Linked DNA regions of Homo sapiens: region 2 is linked to region 1. Evidence: chromatin loops called from intact Hi-C (ENCODE). Cell type or tissue: lower leg skin. All regions are shown on one strand. Links, peaks and the distances in the headings refer to the core of each region. The heading gives the core; the rest is flanking DNA.

What was found. Hi-C counts contacts between places; a loop is a spot of excess contacts. Peaks named below come from ENCODE experiments on the same cell type or tissue, not always from the same donor. Only the 100,000 strongest peaks of a DNase experiment are listed, where the experiment ranks them.
Region 2: it touches region 1 in a loop (10-fold over the local background); 71 of 110 quality-filtered maps call a loop at or near these places.

What each region holds. Positions count from the first base shown.
Region 1 is chr18:6,921,481-6,931,921 of GRCh38, forward strand. It overlaps LINC00668 (long intergenic non-protein coding RNA 668), which reads right to left and starts at 8,389. Exons shown (of 7, transcript NR_034100.1): 1 at 8,303-8,389; 2 at 7,371-7,488; 3 at 6,640-6,739; 4 at 5,177-6,104; 5 at 4,960-5,078; 6 at 4,592-4,745; 7 at 3,994-4,238. It also overlaps the pseudogene SCML2P1. In lower leg skin, for the core only: no CTCF peak of the experiment used is centred there; no DNase peak of the experiment used is centred there.
Region 2 is chr18:7,171,943-7,182,383 of GRCh38, forward strand. No RefSeq gene overlaps it. Among named protein-coding and RNA genes, the nearest start is that of LRRC30, 54 kb to the right of the region's middle. In lower leg skin, for the core only: a CTCF peak has its summit at 5,401; no DNase peak of the experiment used is centred there.

The DNA of each region.
Region 1 (10,441 bases), core at 1,315-9,314:
TGCACTATCTCTATCCTTTCTCTTTCTTGGCGGATCCAAATGCTAGGTTTGGAAGAGTAATGGCAATTGTCATCCTATGGTAATATTTCCTGCCCTGTTACTGGTATTTTTTCTGTTCCATAGCTAAGAAAGCTGTCATTCCTAGTTAATTGATGGCTTCAAGGGCATATTTAGGAGGTTATCTATTCCTACCTTCTTGACTAGGAAATGCCTGCTGTCCCCTTCTGGCCATCCTGGAAGGTTCTGGCCCTGAGCTGGGTTGCAATCTCTTCCACTAGATCAACTTGGAACCCTGCTGGCATTATCTCAGTTCCAAAGACATCTACAAAATGTTGTTTGACAGCAAAGCACACAGCAGATGGAAAAGAATCAGGAGCTCCAGGGAAGCTGGAGGCTCTATTAGACACATTTCTCTCTTCTTCCCAGCAGTAAATTACACCTTCTCTGACCAGAAAGAAGTTGGAAAGGGATACATGGGAGGGGACACCTTTGAAAAATTTATCTGAATTTTGCCAACTAACAATCACTTGCATAGTCTTCCAGGCAATGACATCTTATTTATGACCTTTTATGTTATATAACACATACAGCTCATTTTCGGTAGTTGCTCTGCATTTGCATAACATTTCTATCACTGCATAGCAGTGAGCTTTGCTATAGTCCTGAGCTCCATTTCCTTAGACATTGGAAACAGGCTTCTCTACCACACAGTTCTGTGTCACTACAATAGGACCACAAAAACCTTAGCCATAGAAGGAAATCATTGATAAATTGGATCCATACAATTTAATATTTTTGCTCAGTCAATAAACTGTTAAAGGAAAGCTATAGATTAGGTGAAGAATGTGTGTGTTTGTGTGTGTGTGTGTGTATAATTCACAGAATATGTAAAGAACTCTAACAAATCACTGATTTTAAAAAGATAATTTTTTAATGGACAAAAGACTTGAACACTTCACAAAAGTATAGAAATAGACAACATGCATAAAAAGATACTCAACATCATCAGTCATCAGAGAAATGCAAATTAAACCACCAGGTGATAGCACTATGCAACCACAAGAATACTCAACATTGGCTGGGCACGGTGGCTCATGCCTGTAATCCCAGCACTTTGGGAGGCTGAGGCAGGTGCATCACAAGGTCAGGAGATCAAGACCATCTTGGCTAACATGGTGAAACCTCGTCTCTACTAAAAACACAAAAAATTAGCTGGGCGTGGTGGTGGGTGCCTGTAGTCCCAGCTACTTGGGAGGCCGAGGCAGGAGAATCACTTCAATCCGGGAGGCAGAGGTTGCAGTGAGCCGAGATTGCACCACTGCACTCCAGCCTGGGTGACAGAGCGAGACTCGGTCTCCAGAAAAAAAAAAAAAAAAAAAAAAACCATGCTCAACATTAAAAAGAGACATAATACCAAGTGTTGGCAAGGAATACAACAACTGGCGTTCTCATACATTGCTGTTGGGAGTATAAAGTAGCAGAACTACTTTGGAAAACTGGCAATATAGTATAAACATAACCATGTACCTACCCTATAACCTAGAAATCAACTCCTAAGATATTACCCAAGAGAAATTAAAACACATCCACACAAATACTTGTGCAAGAATGTCCACTGAAGTTTTATTCATAACACACAAAACTTGGAAAAGGGTTAAATACACTTGGTTAATTCATATAACGGAGTACTACTCAACAATAAAATAAAATGAATTTAGAGCACATGCAACAATATGAATTTCAAAAACATGTTGCATGCAAAAAGTCAAACATGAGTCCATACTGACAAAGGTTTTCTTTGACCTAACTCCAGTGAGGCCCTCTAAGCCCTCAAAGCTTAAACTTTAGACTGTCCTTGGTTCATTTAGGTGAGTTACAATCTTGTTGGGTCAGTTTATCGAAAATCCCCCACCATTGTTATCTGATCAAATTCCACACCCCCCACTCTTCATATCTTCCCATACTGGCCTGCCTTGAGCAAAGATCCTGTTGAGCTCCTCTAACAAAAACCTCCCTAGCTTTGATGTTTCCTCTTAGTAACTTTCCATCCACTGAGCCCCACCCTGCTCCTTGGCTAGAAACCCCCAGTTGTCCTTGTTGTGTTCAGAGTGGAGCCAAACCTTTCTTCCCTACTGCAAAACCCCATTATGGAGGTCCCCCATGTTAAAATCTGCCTTATCATCTTTAATGAGTGTCATGAATAATTTTTCTTTAACAATGCATGATTCCACTTACATGAAATTCAACAGCAGGAAAAACTAATCTATGGAGATATACATTAGAAAAGTGGGTCGCTTGGAGCAGGGGCCGACTGGAAATGGGCATGGGGTAATTCCCCTGGGCTCTCCATGATCAGGCCCAACCTACTTTGTCCTTTTTCCTCTCCCATTGCTGCACAGCAGGGTCCCTCTGCTTCAGTCAAGAGGTTAGATCTGCCATGCCTTCACCACCCACCCATCCCCACAGTCTCATCCCCACAGTGACAGCACTTTGTGAACTGGGCTGCTCTACCACAAAGGCTGCCAGCACACATTCTGCAGAGCCTGGTTACAGATGGCATCTTAACAGATGCCCATATCATTCACTCCATCCCACTGTACAAGTTAGCCCTTCATTTTGTAGTGTTTTAAGGTTAAAAACACATATGCCTCTTGATCCTTGCAATTTTAATAAAGCACTCTCTCCATTTTCACCTCAACATCCAGTCCAGGTGAAAGGTAACAATTGATAAATATCTGTTGATGAATGTTCAACATTTAATCATGTATCACTCCTAAATAGCATGAATCATGTTAAGACAGCTGCATGGACAGACCAAATGGGAAAGGAATGCCTTATTGTAGAAGGCCTATTTGTTGGACCCTATTCTCCAGGTCCAAGAAGTCTTTGTCTTTGACACAAAATGAAGTTACTCCTGGCCCACTTGTGGTACTTCTATGGACTTATTCAAGGGGTTGACAAACTTTAGAAAGGCCTAAAGAAATTGTAATTGAATACAACTTCCTTCTTTCATTGTTCTGCTCCTTCTGAAATGTAGGGGACTGCCACTCACTAGCATCCTTTGTCCGGAACACATTCCCACTCCGGGAACTTAAGAGGAAACAGCCGGCCTGCATGCAATGTCAGGGTAAATTGAGAACATCACTGTCTTAGTCCATATGTGTTGCTCTAAAGGAATACCTGAGGCTGGGTAATTTATAAAAATAGGTTTATTTGACTCGTGGTTCTGCTGGCAACAGCATCTACTTCTGGTGAGGGCTTCCAGGAGTTTCCACTCATGGCAGAAGGGGAGCCAGTGTGTGCAGACATTACATGATGAGACAGGAAGCAAGAGAGACAGAGGGGAGATGCCAGGCTCTCTTTAATAACCAGCTCTGGAGGGAACTGATTATGTGAGAACTCACTCATTGCCATGAGAACAGCACCAAGCCGTTCATGAGTGATCCACCCCCATGACCCAAACACCTTCCACCAGGCCCCACCTCCAACACTGGGGACTAAATTTCAACATGAGGTTTGGAGGGTCAAATATTCAAACTATAGCATCAGCCAAAATTATAGCTGCAGGGAAATTAGAAGAAAAACTGGCAAGATGAAGAAAGATTTAGTGGAATATAACACATTAGAGAATAAAAAGGGGAGTCTATAGGGTGCAATTATAGTTGATTGTATGTTTTTGCATAATTGGTTTGTTCAATTAACTGTTATGGGAATTTTACTGAGGATTTTAACATCTGAATACAATAGTTGAAAGTGTTCTCTAAGTGTCTAACAATTTCCTTACCTTGTTTGGGAGTCAGGATTATAACAGCCTTGATAAATGTGTAGGGAAGCTTTCTTCTTGCCTTTCGGGAAAAAGCGCATTAAGTATTTGAGGGGTTGAAGGGAGGGGCTCCAAAGGGCATGGGGAAATTTTCAGGGGTAATGGGTATATTCCTTATCTTCAGTGTGCTGATGGTTGCAGGGGTATATACAAATGCCCAAACGCATAAATTGTACACTTTAAATATTCAAGTTTATTGTATGTCAATTATACTTCAATAAAGCTTTTTTTTTTTTTAAACCCTCACAATTTAGTTCTGGGCTCTGTGCTTGGGCTCTTGAAATTCGGTGGCAGTGGCCTGAATCCCCATGCCCACTGTGACAGAGCAGGAGCACCATCCTCTCGGACAAACACCGCCACTTTAAGTGCCAGCTCCCTTTCCAGCCTCATGCATTTCAAGAAAATCACTTCTCTTCTAACAACAAGCAGACAGAAAGAGCAGACAGTAAAACATAGATGAGACAGCTCAGGCACAGAGGGAGGTGGGGGGAAAGTCTCTTGGGTAATTGCCAAACTTCACCCTCATACATTGGGCCCCAGTATAACAGTGGGCCTTAATAAGCACATTCTTTCCCTTCAGGTGCACTAAGATAGGGAAGCTAAAAGCAGACCTGGGGGTATGCCTGCAGCTGCAGGAAGATGTATGGAAACAGACACACAACTCCCTCCCAGATAAGCACACCTAAAGAGACACAGAAGCAGTCCAAGCCTCTGATAAACTCTCCCACCCTGAATCCTTAAAAACTCTTAGTCTGTAAGAGAGCATGCCTCTGATCTAACTCAGCCAGAAGCCACTCTTGGGTTTGTTTTCTTTAAAATAAACCTGTCCTCGACCATCAAGCCATTGTGTTTCTTTCCTCTTTCTTTAATTCTTACACACTGGAGCCTAGGGAAAGGATCATTCTCTGCCCACTTCCATTACCTGAGAAAAGAACGCCAGAAAAAGAAGCCATGGGGAAAACATTAAGATTTGTAGCCAGGCATGGCAGCTGATGCCTGTAATGCCAGCACTTAGGGGGGTTGAGGTAGAGGATTGTTTGAGGCCAGGAGTTTGAGACCAGCCTGGGCAACATAGTGAGACCCTGTCTCTACAAAAAAAGTTTTTAAATAAATTATCTGGGCCTGGGGGCAAGTACCTGTAGTCCCAGCTGCTTAGGAGGCGGAGACGGGAAGATCCCTCGAGCTCAGTACAGCTCAGGCTGTAGTGAGCTATGATGGCACCACTGCATTCCAGACTGGGTGACAGAGCAAGACCCTGTCTCAAAAAAAAAAAAAAAAAGATTTGTAGACTTTTGTAGACTGTCAAGAGGGACATCAAAAATGTCTCCTGTGAGGCCGGGCATGGTAGCTTACATCTGTAATCCCAAGCACTTTGAGAAGCCACCGCGGGAGGATTACTTGAGCCCAGGAGTTCGAGATCAGCCTAGGCAAGATAGACTTTGTCTCTACAAATAAAAATAATTAGCCAGGCATGGTGGTGCAGGCCTGTGGCCCCAGCTCCTCAGGGGACTGAGGCAGGAGGATTGCTTGAGCAGTCCTCAGGCAGTGGAGGCACCAGTGACCTGTGGTAACAACACTGCACTCCAGCCTGGGCGACAGAGTGAGACCCTGTCTCAAAAGAAAATAAATAAAACAGAATGTCTCCTGTGTAAAATGACAACTTCCAGTAGAACAATTATAGGAAAGATACAGGATCTTTCTGTTCTTTCCACAGTATCTCAGATTTCAGACCGCCCAAGATTCCTCTAGCTAATGACTTCACAGTTGGTAACAGCGAGTTAACTTCACAATGTTTCTTCAGCATCTATTATGACAGTTCTTGGAACTATACGTGCCAGATTACAGTTCACACCTGGTGGTAGTGACAATGGAAATGCCTTTAGGAGGCTTGCAGATCCCTTGGACCCAGAAAATACAACTTTTTGAGACATATGGGAGAAAAAAGAGGTTTTTACATCAGCTTTCCCTGGGGTTCCACGAACACTAAATGAATCTGAAGACACACCTTCAACATTCTTTAAGAAGGAACCATGGAAGCCAACCTTGTATTGTTTAAAGAGAGAATGAAACTTGAAGCAACAGACAGGAAGAACCCTTATCTGATCTGCTCCGCAACTATTGGAAACATTGAAGGAGACAGTTTACACTACAGTGGATGGGAGTGGTGGCTTAGGCCTATAATGCTAGTGCTTTGGAAGGCAGAGTGGGGAGAATTGCTTGAGGGAGAGTTCAAGGTTGCAGGGAGCTGTGATCCAGCCTCAGCAACAGAGTGAGATCCTGTCTGTAAAAAAAGAAAAGAAAAAAAAGTTTACATTACATTTGGAGACTAGAGAGGAGCTTTTGAATATTGCTATGATTCTTCAGATAGTCTCCTAATTGGGTAGGTTGTATCGCTTGACAAATGTCTTACAACCATCAGAAAATAATGCTCCCATTACAATAAGTAGAGCGAAAGCACAATCTTCTCCTTCCCGTGTGGCTCAGCATTCAATGCAGGCGAGAAAACTCGCCCAGTAACTTGGGTCAAGAAATCAGGTTGGGATAAACCACCTGCATAACTTTCCTCCCCACGAAGGAAAGGTTTCTTAAAAATGATTCCCTGACAAAGGTCAGCATTCGTAATTAAAAGAGGCCCAAAATGAGAGAAAAAGGAAAAATTGTCTTCCTGTTTTGTGTTCTCCTCCATCTCTACTTATGTAGTTGCTAGAAAGAGACCTTGGCCTTCCACTAGATCAGGGATGACGTTGCCGAGACCATGACTGCAGCAATGTCTGCAGTCTGTTTCTTTGCAGACAAACAGGGGACTCCATACTCACCTGCTTCAGAAGAGAGCCCAGCAGCTGCCCACCTCCCGCTGGCCCCGTGGGTATGCAGCTCGGTGGACCATGCAGACCTATGTGGATTGTGCCTTCCGAGCTGTGATAGAAGAGTTAAAAATAAATTATTTAGGCAGACAGAATAAGGAAGTCCTTGGTAAGGTTTTCCTTTTAATGAAAAGCATTAAAAGGAATGCCCCAAATCATTTTCTTTTCTAACAAAGAACAACCTGTAAAATCAAGCTGCAGGCACAGACAAGCAAGCTGGAAGCTTGCATAGGCTAATACTGGTGGTTGTGCCAACAGAGAAAGGTTACCTGGGAATAGACACGTTCAAAACGGTGGCTCCATCTTCTCCTGTCTTTGCCACCCGCGTGTATAGTAAGGAGCAGACAAGATGGTACTGGCCAAGTAGAAAGCCCATTTGTTTAATAAGATTAGGGTGGGACGACCAGCCTTCCCCGAGCGCTATGTAAACGTCACACCTGATCAGACCAATCTGTGGGCCCTGTGTAAATCAGACGCCGCCTCCTCAAGCCTGCCTATCAAGTCTGCTGTGGTCCACCTCAGGCCGGCTTTTTCCCTTTTGGATGCCTCTCTCTAGAAAGAGAGAGAAAGCTGCTCTCCTCTCTCCTTTCTTCAGCCTATTAAAATTTCCGCTCCTCAACCCACTCACATGTGTCCATGTCTTTAATCTTCTTGGTGCAAGATGGTGAACCCCAGGTATTTACCTCAGACAGTGATGCTGCTTCAGCTGGACGGCTCTTGAATGCCTCCATAGAGGAGACGTGGTCGCTGCCTCCTCTGGTGGGGAAAAACATTCTACCTCCCTTCGGTGGTTAACACCTCCTCAAAATAAAAATGGTAAAAGCCAATCAGCAGAGGCAGACATACTGATGCTCTCAGAACCCTCCATCATATGCCACTCCTCTCTCACCTAAGGATCCCACAGAGGTATATGTACCACAGGCAGAAATATTGTCTTATGACGACAGACATGCCAGAAGAGCAGAGGCTTTCAGAAAGCCACCAATTCAGCAAACTAACTCTCCGAGCATGGACTGGGGAAATTCCTCAGCTCTCTTAACTATAGGAATTATTTTCAGCCTGTGTCAGCTATGCTGAGCTCATCCCCAGTTCTGAATAAACTATCACTGATTTCTACCAAGGACAATTATAAGAAGTCAGTAAAATCCACATGCAGAGGAGATGGACACCCAACTCAACAAGTGAATGTGACTACCCAGAGGGAGAGCCCTGTAGAGTCCCCGCCCAGCGTGCCCACCCAGGGTTTCCACCCAGTGTCCCCGCCCAGGTCCTCAACCAGGTCCCCGCCCAGCGTCCCCGCCCAGCCTCCCGGGGTCTACACCAGGCCACCTGCGCTCGCTGGTTGACAGCACAGCCCCTTCCGGCTAGCTTGACGGCCTCCGCCCGATCCACCCTGCGTGAATACAATTATTTCCCTCTGCCTTCCACTCGGAGAGAGCGGCCAGGATGCCAACTGGCTTCACTGGAAACACCCCGGCCCCCCAGCCCTCCTGGGGCATCTCTAGGTGACACCCCACAAGGCCTGAGGCCTCTACGCCTTCTCTCCCATCCGCAGTGACCCTGCCTCGCACCTGCCACGTGGGTCCAGCCACACTGTCCCGGCAGACGCTCTCACCTTAGCCTCGGGCTGGACTTACTGCTTCCAAAAGCGCTGGGCACAGCCTTATATGACTGACCCCGCCCCCGAGTCCCAGGCCGCCCCATGCAACCGCCCAACCGCCCAACCGCCACTCCAAAGGTCACCAACCACTGCTCCAGGCCACGGGCTGCCTCTCCCCACGGCTCTAGGGCCCTTCCCCTCCACCGCAGGCTGACCCCGCCCACCTCACCAACAGACACGCCAACTGCGTCTGGCCCCGCCCCCGCCGTTCTCTCTTCCGGCTCCACGGCCCCACCCCTTCGCAGCGGGTCTACTCTGCCCGCCCCAAGAACCACCACTTCCACAGCCAGGCACCCCAGCTCGGGCTGAGGTCTTCTTTGGCTCCTGGCAGCTGTTACCCCTGCAGCCATGTGTACCAGATGTCTGCTGTGTTTTGTCCCCCACATATAGTTTTGATACATTTTTAAAACTTAATCTATATCTCACTTACTCCACTCCCTGTGAGGGTGGGCAAATGCCTGTTCAGCTTAGGATCGGATCCTTAGCACCTGATACAGGGGCTGGTGCTCTATACCCACACCTGCTCTGCCGGCTGCACAGGATCATCATGGCAAAATGAGATGGTCTATGTAAGAGCACTTGTGAAAATTCTAGAACTCTTTCTATACCCCTGAAACTCCAGAAACGTAAAGAATTATTTTCATTATTATTGCTTTTCAGTACATTGATCTGGGCCCCACATTTCCAGCTTATGGTTTGGTTACAGCTCTGCATGACCCAAATGGAAAGATAAAAATGCTCTCCTTTGCTCATCTCCGTTTTAAACATGATTTCTTCTTAAAGGTGCTTAAAGGAATTTCATATGCAGTCAGTCCTTTTATCATCTATCTCTAATGTTTTACCTGGATTTTTTATTGGCTGTCATACAGTAATGACAAGAAAATCCATTTGTGGATTGGAATCTTTAGGTATGAAATGTGCCATGCTTGCCTGGTTGAAACAATGTAGGACCGTCAAGCGAGGGCTGGAGGTTTGTTTGCACTGGTGTGGAAGAGGAAGAGGAGAAAGAAAAAAGGAAAACATAGGGTCACTTTAGGCCAACTGCTCAGAAGATGAGAGAAACTGGACCCAGTGGCACTTAGGCTGAGACCTGGCTGGGTAAAAACAGGTGGCAATGTTTTTCTAACAAAAACATCAGGACTCGTAAATAAGTACAAAGAAACTTTTGTGGGTAGTGGTACTAAATATTTCCAATTGGAATTGCTGAATAAGATGCAATATTTATGGTTGCTATAGTATAGGAATGATGACTGATTATGTGTTTTGGATGTTTGTCCTTTCCAAATCTCAAGCTGAAATGCGATTCCCAGTGTTGGAGGTGGGGCCTGGTGGGAGGTGATGGGATCATGGGGGTGGATCCCTCATGAATGGTTTCTCACCCCCCCCTTGGTGATGAGTTCTCGCTCAGTTCATTCTTGGTTGAGATCTGGTTGTTTGAAAGAGTTGGACATCCGCCTTCTCTATCTCTCTTTCTCCCATTCTCTCCACGTGATGTGCCTGCCCCCCGCACCGCCACAACTTCACCTTCCACCACCATTGTAAGCTTCTTGAGGCCCTCACCAGAAGCCAAGCAGTTGTTGGTGCCATGCTTGTACAACTTGCAGAACCGTGTGCCAATTCAACTTTTTTTCTTTATAAATTACCCAGGCTCAAGTATTCCTTTATAGCAATGCAAGAACAGCCTAATAAAAGTAGAGTCAGCCTGAAGAGATAGTGTTTCACATCCCTCGATGTCTGTCATCTCTTCATCTCTGGAAATCTACAAATCTCACCCTCCTCTTCTCTCTTTCCATCTCTTCTCTCTTTCTGAATAGCTTCAATAAGGCCCTAAAGAAGTGGGGAAGTTGAACATTTTACATTTCTCTTAAAGTGTCAGTGGCTGTGCACCACAGAGTATTTTCCCCTTTGATTGTAATCTACCACCCTGCATTTTTTCTAACAAATGTCAACACCTGGGGCTGTTTCCTAAGACCAAAGCATGGGTATCCTCTGTGTCTAACTTAGTGGCTCACGGAATTTGTCTCATCTTTTCCTTAAATCTTACAATGATTAATGAAGTAGGACTTGGTATAACATTGTATTAGCAGCCAAAAA
Region 2 (10,441 bases), core at 1,542-9,541, 250 kb after region 1:
CTGGGATTACAGGCATGAGCCACCGCGCCCGGCCTAGTCACTGCATTCCTTGTCTTTTCCCGATGGTGCTATATTTGGCCTGTTTATCTAGACTCACCCAAAATAAGAAAAGTCCCGGATCAATTGAACATTAGGGAGGAGGCCAAAACCCCTCTCCTATGGAAAGTTCCTTGAAGCAGTGGGAGCCTCCAAGTTCACTGCCAGGCAAACTGTCACAGACACCAAGGAACAGAGAGGCTCACAGGTTAAAGTACAGTATTTGAAACACACTGCTTATTAAATGAATTGGAAATACGGGACAAAAAGCAAGGAGAAAGAGACAGGATAGGTAACAACCCTGGAGACACAGGGCTACCAGGGCGGAAGAGCCACAATCCTCAGCCTTGTCCTCTCCCCTCACTCCCAGCCCCCACTGCCGGCCTTCTCCTTGTTGCTGTGCTTTTGGGAACCAAAGTACAGGATGATCAAGTGCCTATGGCAAACGCTTCTTGAGCAGAGGGGCCACGGAGGCAGAATGCGTCTCCCCACTAGATGCAGACTTCAGCCTCATTAATACCGGGTACCTGCCGGATATATGAGCTTCCCGAATCTCAGCTCTGAAATAAAACATGACTTGTAAAAGAGGAGGCCAGCCTGTGAGCTGTAGTTTGCTGATAAGATCTTTAGAAAGACTGCATGAAGATATTATCCAGCTTGATTACAAAGTTTTTTGGTGGCCCCTTAAGTTTTGTGCCAAGTGGAGCTCCTCAGCGCCTCACTAACCTGGCCCTGAGGGGTGGAGCCACGACTGGGACGCAGACAGCCTGGCCCGCTAGTCCAACAGACCCCAAAGCCCCCGACAAAGTAGTTCCTGTGGTTTACTTGGGAGACCTTGGGAGGTGAGTCAAGCATTCCTTCATCTGCCTGTGCCGGCCAACGTGAATACACCTCTATACACAGCAGGCACTGTGTCATCGTTAAGATGTGCAAACAGATGGCGCAGCATTAGGTACCTTACCTCCGTCTGCACAGCTAGCTAGCCTGGGTCTGACCCTAGGACTCTGTTGCCAAAGCCAAACTATGGTAAACATATGTGGTGTCTTCAGCTGAAACTAGACAAACATAGGCCTAGAATAACGGTTTTACCCTGAAAAGAAACCAAACATACACAGAAAGGGTAAATAGAGGCACAGGCAGGGAGGGGAGAAACAGAAGAGGCGTGGGAGGGGAGCAACTGGCAGAGGAATGGAGACGGGGTGGGGAAGGGGAGGTAAGAGAGATGGGGGAGTGAATGGGAGGCCCCTTAGGGATGCCGTTCATAGCAGAGGGCTCCAGAATTGAGCGTTGTGATTTTGCATGCGCTCTCCATGACAGCCCTGTGAAGCACACGGAAGAGACTGCAGGCGGGCAGCGGTGAGGCTGGACGTGCGGCAACCTGCTTGCCCAAGGATATGCCCGGAGGTGAGCCAGGGTCTCTCAGGCCACGCCTGCGGCACATCTGATTTCTCCATGAATGCTGAAGTCCTTTGAGGGCTGAGAATAGATTCTGATAAGATTAACAGCAAGAACTTGCTATCTTCCGGGCCTTGAGGTGAGGCAACTATCCCCAAATCTCACACGCCATAAGCGACAGAGCCCTGGAGAGCCCAGGCAGACCAGCTCTGCTTGGCCACGCTGCCTCATCTGCCTCTGGACCACGGCTTTCTTGTACCAGATTGAGAACCGGGACTGTCTACACCACACAGCTCACTGTCTACAGGAACGTGACTTCACTGGCGTGTTTGTCCTCGTCAACATGAGTTTACTATTCCAGAAAACTCTTGCCACAGAGCTGTAGATAACTTTATCTTTTCAGCGTCTTCTGGAAAGACCCATCAGCTTTTCAATACAAAACATCAAACCCTCTCAAGTCTCTTTTAACCCTGCCTCAGAATCACCGGTTTGCTGTGTCATCCCGCAATCCTCACCTATTACAACATGGTCCTCACCCAAGCCTAATCAAGGCCCCATTCAATGGGAAAACCCACCTGGAATCAGACTTCAGCATCTCAATAAAAATGCCAGCTTTGTCCTCCTGCCTCTGCCTCTTCTTCCTTAGAGTCAGAATCTACAGGGCTTTGTGTGCTTATCAACAGATTGTTTCGGTGACACCTTGGGGAGTTAGCATTTGATAACACAGAAAGAAAAGAGAAAAGGGAGATTAAAAAAAAAGTGGGGGGCCAGGCACAGTGGCTCACGCCTGTAATCCTAGCACTTTGGGAGGCCGAGGCGGGTGGATTGCCTGAGGTCAGGAGTTCCAGACCAGTGCAGCCTACATGGTGAAACCCCGTCTCTACTAAAAATACAAAAAAATTAGCCAGGTGTGGTGGCGTGCACCTGTAGTCCCAGCTACTCGGGAGGCTGAGGCAGGGGAATTGCTTGAACCAGGGAGGTGGAGGTTGCAGTGAGCCGAGATCACGCCACTGCAATCCAGCCTGGGAGACAGAGTGAGACTGTGTCAAAAAAAAAAGAAAAAAAAAAAAAGAAGAAGAAGAAGGACCGTGGGGACATTTCACAAGGGACAAGTGATTATGCCATCTCCCAGCAGTGAAATTCCACCATTTGGGCATGGTGCCCAGATGACACCTGGGACTTTTTTGCAGTTTAGCAGAAGTGGCGGCTGGCCCTGGAATCCAGGGCTGCATGTGCCACCCTTGGGCTCCTTGCATGGGAAGTTGCCGATTCCGAGGAAAGCTACAGTTTCCCTCCTGTGCCCCGAAGGGAATGTTGCATCTGCTGCAATTTGCCTTTGACAGGAAAACACTCCCTCCTTCAGCACCCCACACCCACACCCTCTCCCTTGTCTTCCAACGGTGCCTGGACAAGGAAGCCTGGGCTCTGCAGCTGGGACTTGTGCTGCTCTCGGTGTCCTTGGCTTCTAAGCCACAGTGACTGTCACCCTGGTCATTGATCACTGCTGCCATCTGCTGCCACCACCCTCTTAGGTCAGCTGGCCCAGTGTCTCCCTGCTGGCCTGGCCCCACCTCCCTCTCCAAAGAGCAGAAGCCAACTGTGACTCCATGCGCTCCCCAGCCGGGGCAGTTGCTCTGCTGTGTCGGCCTACGGGGCCCAGGTTTTTCCCTCATAGCAACCACTGTCCCCCTCAGCTCATCCTCCCGCATGTGAATGGCCTTCTGGACCCTCCATGTGGCCCACGCCAGGATTAGGGACCCGCCGGGCATCCCAGGAGCTGAGGGAGAAGTGGGCAGCTGAAGATGTGTCCTTCCATGCCCAGCGATGCTACGGATTGCACACTAACAGGAACCTCATGTTGGATCAAGAATGCTAAGAGGTTTTCTCCCCAGAATCCCAATGGGAAGCAGGACAAGGGAGCTTCTGCCCTCAGCGCCCATCAGCCTGTTCATAGTCAGGCCACAACCCGGTGGCCAGGAGGGACAGTCAGGCCTGTCTCAGTCTGCTGCAGGTGTCATAGCAAAGAATCATGGGCTAGGAGGCTGAAGCGACAGAAACTTATTTCCTCTCAGTTCTGGAGGCTAAAGTCCAAGACCAAGGTGTTGGCAGGGTTGGGTTCTGGTGAGGTCTCTCCTTGGCTTGGATGGCTGTCTTCTCCCTGTGTCCTCAATGGTCTTCCCTCTGTGTGGGTCTCTATGTCCAAATTTCCTCTTCTTATGACATCAGTCAGATTGGATCAGGGCCCACCCTAATGACTTCATTTTACCTCGATCCCCTCTTGAAAGAGCCCTCTGCAAACACAGCCATATTCTGAGGCACTGGGGTTTGGACTGCAGCAGATGAGTTGGGGAACACGGTTCAGCCCTTAACAGACCTCTTCTCTACCGTCTCCCCCGTGCTCCAGCCTGTTCCCTGCACGAGCCAGTAGCTCCCATTGTCCCTCCTTTCTCTTTCTAGATGGAAGTTTTCTTAACATTTCTCTTTTTCTTTTTTCTTTTCTTTGAGCTAACATCTCATTCCGTCACCCAGGCTGGAGTGCAATGGTGCCATCATGGCTCACTGCAGCCTCAACCTCCCAGGCTCAAGCAATCCTCCCGCCTCAGCCTCCCGAGTAGCTGGGACTACAGGCTTGTGCCAGGTTCCTTTTTGTACTTTTGGTAGAGAAGGGGTTTCACCATGTTGCCCAGGCTGGTCTCAAATGCCTAGGCTCAAGCCATCCGCCTGCCTTGGTCTTCCAAAATGCTGGGATTACAGGTGTGAACCACCATGCCCGGCCACATTTCTCTTTCTTTCTTTTTCTTTCTTTTTTTTTTTTTTTTTGAGACAGAGTTTTGCTCTTGTTGCCCAGGCTGGAGTGCAATGGCGTGATCTCGGCTCACCGCAATCTCCACCTCCTGGGTTCAAGCGATTCTCCTGCCTCAGCCTCCCCAATAGCTGGGATTACAGGTATGTGCCACCACACCCAGCTAATTTTGTATTTTTAGTAGAGACTGGGTTTCTCCATGTTGGTCAGGCTGGTCTTGAATTCCCAACCTCAGGTGATCCGCCTGCCTCAGCATCCCAAAGTGCTGGAATTACAGGCGTGAGCCACCGCGCCCGGCCCACATTTCTCGTTCTGATCTACCTTCCCCACTTCCAAAATGGTCTAGTGACTGCTATGGGACGTGACTTCCAGCGGAAAGAAGTGAGAAATCCATTAGTTAAACGTTTTCGACAAATCATCCTCCTTACCTTCAAGTGAGACTGAGGATACCCACAGATAGGCCTGGAAACTGAGTTGAGGAAAAAGGAGGTTGATAAAAAATGGAGCGTGCAGGAGCAAACACGGGGACCCCGAGAGCAGATGTGCTCCAAGAAGATTCTAGAATTGGGGGAAGACATCCAAATGCTGCTGAGATTCTGCAGTTACAAAACGGGTTTATCTAGCCAACAAAAATTCATCTGTCAGTATTCATATAACCTTCCTTACACCCCCTGGCTGGTGAGGGCTGGGTATAACCAGGATTTTTTGAATTGGATTGAAAAAGAGAAAAAAGTAAAAAGTAGGCCTTGTTGATTGACAACATTTTCATGGCCGTTTATTCTTTAATAAGCAGTTTTGGGGCCATTCATCATGTAACTCTTAACCTACTCTCCCTTTCAACTTTAATGAAATGTGTTCCTTGTATGGAATTTTCATAATTTTACTTTCTCTGTTAGAGAAGTTGTTAGGATTTGATGATGAGCTGTAAGCCAGCTGAATATTCTTCAGAAGTTTTCAAGGTATCTGATTGAGTTTATCAGCTTTTTTTTCCTAGCTGCTTTGCTGTCTCTCTGAATAAGCGCTTACAGAGTTCTTTCATAATTGTGCCAAGTATGAAATGATAATGAACCACTCCTAATCAGAAAGTAGCTTCACAGACCAGGCAGAGGCCAGCACTGGTTTACTGAGTAATGAAGGACCAACAGCTCCCCTTAGCGACATAATGGGGGTAGTACCTGCTCACACTAGCTAACAGGAACCCTGTGAAGGGAGCACAAATTCAGATTTAAACCTCATTTTATTGCAGATTTTTACAGGCAGAATAAAAAACTGTAGGTGAAAATATTAATTATCAATTAGGAAGAAGTTACATAACATATTGGTTATTCTTTTTGTAACTGAAAGACTTTATACTATCATGCATACATTTAAATAATGAAATCTGAATAAACACAGATAAAAGTGAATCTAATTATCTTAAAACACTCACTCAACATCAAAATATAATCTCCAGGGTTTATTAAAAGAATAGCTTATTTTGCTAGACTACTGGTAAGAACAAAATATTATTGTGTCCGGAATTGGTGGGTTCTTGATCTCACTGACTTCAAGAATGAAGCTGCGGACCCTCGCGGTGAGTGTTACAGCTCTTAAGGTGGCGCGTCTGGAGTTTGTTCCTTCTGATGTTCGGAGTTTCTTCCTTCTGGTGGGTTTGTGGTCTCGCTGGCTCAGGAGTGAAGCTGCAGACCTTGGTAGTGAGTGTTACAGCTCTTAAGGCGGCGCATCTGGAGTTGTTCGTTCTTCCCGGTGGGCTCTGGGCTCGTGGTCTCGCTGGCTTCAGGAGTGAAGCTGCAGACCTTTGTGGTGAGTGTTACAGCTCATAAAGGCAGTGTGGACCCAAAGAGTGAGCAGTAGCAAGATTTATTGCAAAGAGTGAAAGAACAAAGCTTCCACAGTGTGGAAGAGGACCCGAGTGGGTTGCCACTGTTGGCTCGGGCAGCCTGCTTTTATTCTCTTATCTGGCCCCACCCACATCCTGCTGATTGGTAGAGCCCAGTGGTCTGTTTTGACAGGGTGCTGATTGGTGCATTTACAATCCCTGAGCTAGATACAAAGGTTCTCCACCTCCCCATCAGATTAGTTAGATACAGAGTATCCACACGAAGGTTCTCCAAGGCCCCACCAGAGCAGCTAGATACAGAGTGTCAATTGGTGCACTCACAAACCTTGAGCTAAACACAGGGTGCTGATTGGTGTGTTTACAAACCTTGAGCTAGATACAGAGTGCCGATTGGTGTATTTACAATCCCTGAGCTAGACATAAAGGTTCTCCAAGGGCCCACCAGAGCAGCTAGATACAGAGTGTCGATTGGTGCACTCACAAACCCTGAGCTAGACATGGGGTGCTGATTGGTGTGTTTACAATCCCTGAGCTAGACATAAAGACTCTCCACGTCCCCACCAGACTCAGGAGCCCAGCTGACTTCAACCAGTGGATCCCCCACCGGGGCCACAGGTGGAGCTGCCTGCCAGTCCTGTGCCATGCACTCGCACTCCTCAGCCCTTGGGCAGTCGATGGGACTGGGCACCGTGGAGCAGGGGGAGGCGCTCGTCGGGGAGGCTCGGGCCGCACAGGAGCCCATGGAGTGGGTGGGAGGCTCAGGCATGGCGGGCTGCAGGTCCGAGCCCTGCCCCGCGGGAAGGCAGCTAAGGCCCAGTGAGAAATCAAGCGCAGTGCCAGTGGGCCGGCACTGCTGGGGGACCCAGTGCACCCTCCGCAGCCACTGGCCCGGGTGCTAAGTCCCTCATTGCCCGGGGCCAGCAGGGCCGGCTGGCTGCTCCGAGTGTGGGGCCCGCCAAGCCCACGCCCACCCGGAACTCCAGCTGGCCCGCGAGCGCCGCACGCCGCCCTGGTTCCCCCTCGCGCCTTTCCCGCCACACCTCCCTGCAAGCTGAGGGAGCCGGCTCTGGCCTTGGCCAGCCCAGAAAGGGGCTCCCACAGTGCAACGGTGGGCTGAAGGGTTCCTCAAGTGCCGCCAAAGTGGGAGCCCAGGCAGAGGAGGTGCCGAGAGCAAGCGAAGGCTCTGAGGACTGCCAGCACTCTGTCACCTCTCATTATAACTTAATTTTCATGAGAAATTAATAAATATGGCTCAATAACTGCCATTAATACGTTTGGGGAAAATGATGAAATGCCAAGAAAAGAAAAACGTATCCAATTTTTCTTTTCAAAACTTTCTCTGAGTCTGAACCAGGCTTAGAAGACATTTGTGACATCAATTACTGCCTTTCCTAGTTGCCTCACTCATCTAAATGGAAAATTATTCTGCATAATTCTGAGTTAATATGAGACAAGAGAAAAAATATACCCAGAAGACTTTGAAAGTTAAACTGAAAGAGACCCAAAGGCCAAATTACTCAGAGACACAAGTTGTATGGAGAAATCAAGTCAATAAAGATTTGATGGCCTGGCACAGTGGCTCACGCCTTTAGTCTTAGCACTTCAGGAGGCTGAGGTGGGCGGATCACAAGGTCAAGAGATCGAGACCATCCTGGCCAACATGGTGAAACCCTGTCTCTACTAAAAATGCAAAAATTAGCTGGGCGTGGTGGCGCATGCCTGTGGTCCCAGCTACTCGAGAGGCTGAGGCAGGAGAATCACTTTAACCCGGGAGGCAGAGGTTGCAGTGAGCTGAGATCGCACCACTGTATTCCAGCCTGGTGACAGAGTGAGACTTTGTCTAAAAAAAAAGATTGTGGAGAAGGTTTGACAGAGGAGAAATCACGTCTTCAGACTCTACCAGTACTGAATATGAACGTGTGCTAATGTTATTCATCCACAGTCTAACTGCATTCACTTACCATATTAGATGCAAGCTACCACCAAAGCAAACTGAGAAATGTAAGCCATCGAGAGTTGGTTAACATTCAATATTAACCTACCATTTTTCGCATCCGACAAAATGATCAAAGAGAAGATCAAGCATTGAACCAGAAACTGAAACATTCACAGTTGTTTGAATTTGCAGGCAGAAATACAAATCCAATAATTCAGGGTTAGCTACAGAGTTTCTGATACAAACATGTAGAAAATGAGTTTCAAGGCAATTAGTTTTCATTAGCAGAATCTGATGGATGAAAAACAAATTAAGTCTTAACGTGTGTAATTTCTGGAATAGGATCCAAATTTGGAGTCCTGGCTACCTCCAGCAGTGATTATTTGGGACTGTCTATCCTGCCCAAGCCTTTTAAATGCACCTGTGCTGGCCACAGAAATATGTGGCCATGTGAGACACTCGCCATCTCCGGCTGGAGAGTTAATTAATCCCATCTCCCACTTAACCCTCTGTGCCTCATGGAAGACCTTAGTTCCTTTATTCTGTTCTTTTTCCCTCCCTACATATGTTTTTAAAAACTTACCTGTGATGGGCCGGGCACGGTGGCTCACACCTGTAATCCCAGCAATTTGGGAGGCTGAGGCAGGCGGATTATGAGGCCAGGAGATCAAGACCATCCTGGCTAACATGGTGAAACCCTGTTTCTACTAAAAATTCAAAAAAATCAGCCAGGCATGGTGGCAGGCGCCTCTAGTCCCAGGTACTTGGGAGGCTGAGGCAGGAGAATGGCATGAACCTGGGAGGAGGAGCTTGCAGTGAGCCGAGATAGCGCCACTGCACTCCAGCCTGGGCGACAGAGTGAGACTCCATCTCAAAAAAAACAAAAACAAAAACAAACAAAAAAACAGAAACTCACTCAAAACCGCAGAACTACATGGAAACTGAACAACCTGCTCCTGAATGACTACTGGGTAAATAACGAAATGAAGGCAGAAATAAAGATGTTCTTTGAAACCAATGAGAACAAAGACACAACATACCAGTATCTCTGGGACACATTTAAAGCAGTGTGTAGAGGGAAATTTATAGCACTAAATGCCCACAAGAAAAAGCAAGAAAGATCTAAAACCGACACCCTAACATCACAACTAAAAGTGCTAGAGAAGCAAGAGCAAACAAATTCAAAAGCTAGCAGAAGGCAAGAAATAACTTAAGATCAGAGCAGAACTGAAGGAGATAGAGACACAAAAAAAAACCCTTCAAAAAATCAATGAATCCAGGAGCTGGTTTTTTGAAAAGATCAACAAAATAGATGACCGCTAGCAAGACTAATAAAGAAGAAAAGAGAGAAGAATCAAATAGATGCAATAAAAAATGACAAAGGGGATATCACCACCAATCCCACAGAAATACAAACTACCATCAGAGCATACTATAAACACCTCTATGCAAATAAACTAGAAAATCAGAAGACATGGATAAATTCCTGGACACATACACCTCCCTAAGACTAAACCAGGAAGAAGTTGAATCTCCGAATAGACCAATAACAGGCTCTGAAATTGAGGCAATACTTAATAGCCTACCAACCAAAAAAAGTCCAGAACCAGATGGATTCACAGTCGAATTCTACCAGAGGTATAAACAGGAGCTAGTACCATTCCTTCTGAAACCACTCCAATCAATAGAAAAAGAGAGAATCCTCCCTAACTCATTTTATGAGGCCAGCATCATCCTGATACCAAAGCCTGGCAGAGACACAACAAAAAGAGATAATTTTAGACCAATATCCCTGATGAACATCAATGCAAAAATCCTCAATAAAATACTGGCAAACCGAATCCAGCAGCACATCAAAAAGCTCATCCACCACGATCAAGTCGGCTTCTTCCCTGGGTTGCAAGGGTGGTTCAACAAACGCAAATCAATAAATATAATCTGTCGCATAAACAGAACCAACGATAAAAACCACATGATTATCTCAGTAGTTGTAGAAAAGGCATTTGACAAAATTCAACAGCACTTCATGCTAAAAATTCTCAATAAACTAGGTATTGATGGAGCATATCTCAAAATAATAAGAGCTATTTATGACAGACCCACAGCCAGTATCATACTGAATGGGCAAAAACTGGAAGCATTCCCTTTGAAAACCGGCGCAAGACAGGGATGCCCTCTCTCACCATTCCTACTCCACATACTGTTGGAAGTTCTGGCCAGGGCAATCAGGCAAGAGAAAAAAATAAAGGGTATTCAATTAGGAAAAGAGGAAGTCAAATTGTCCCTGTTTGCAGGTGACATGATTGTATATTTAGAAAACCCCATCGTCTCAGACCAAAACCTCCTTAAGCTGATAAGCAACTTCAGCAAAGTCTCAGGGTACAAAATCAATGTGCAAAAATCACAAGCATTCCTATACACCAATAACAGA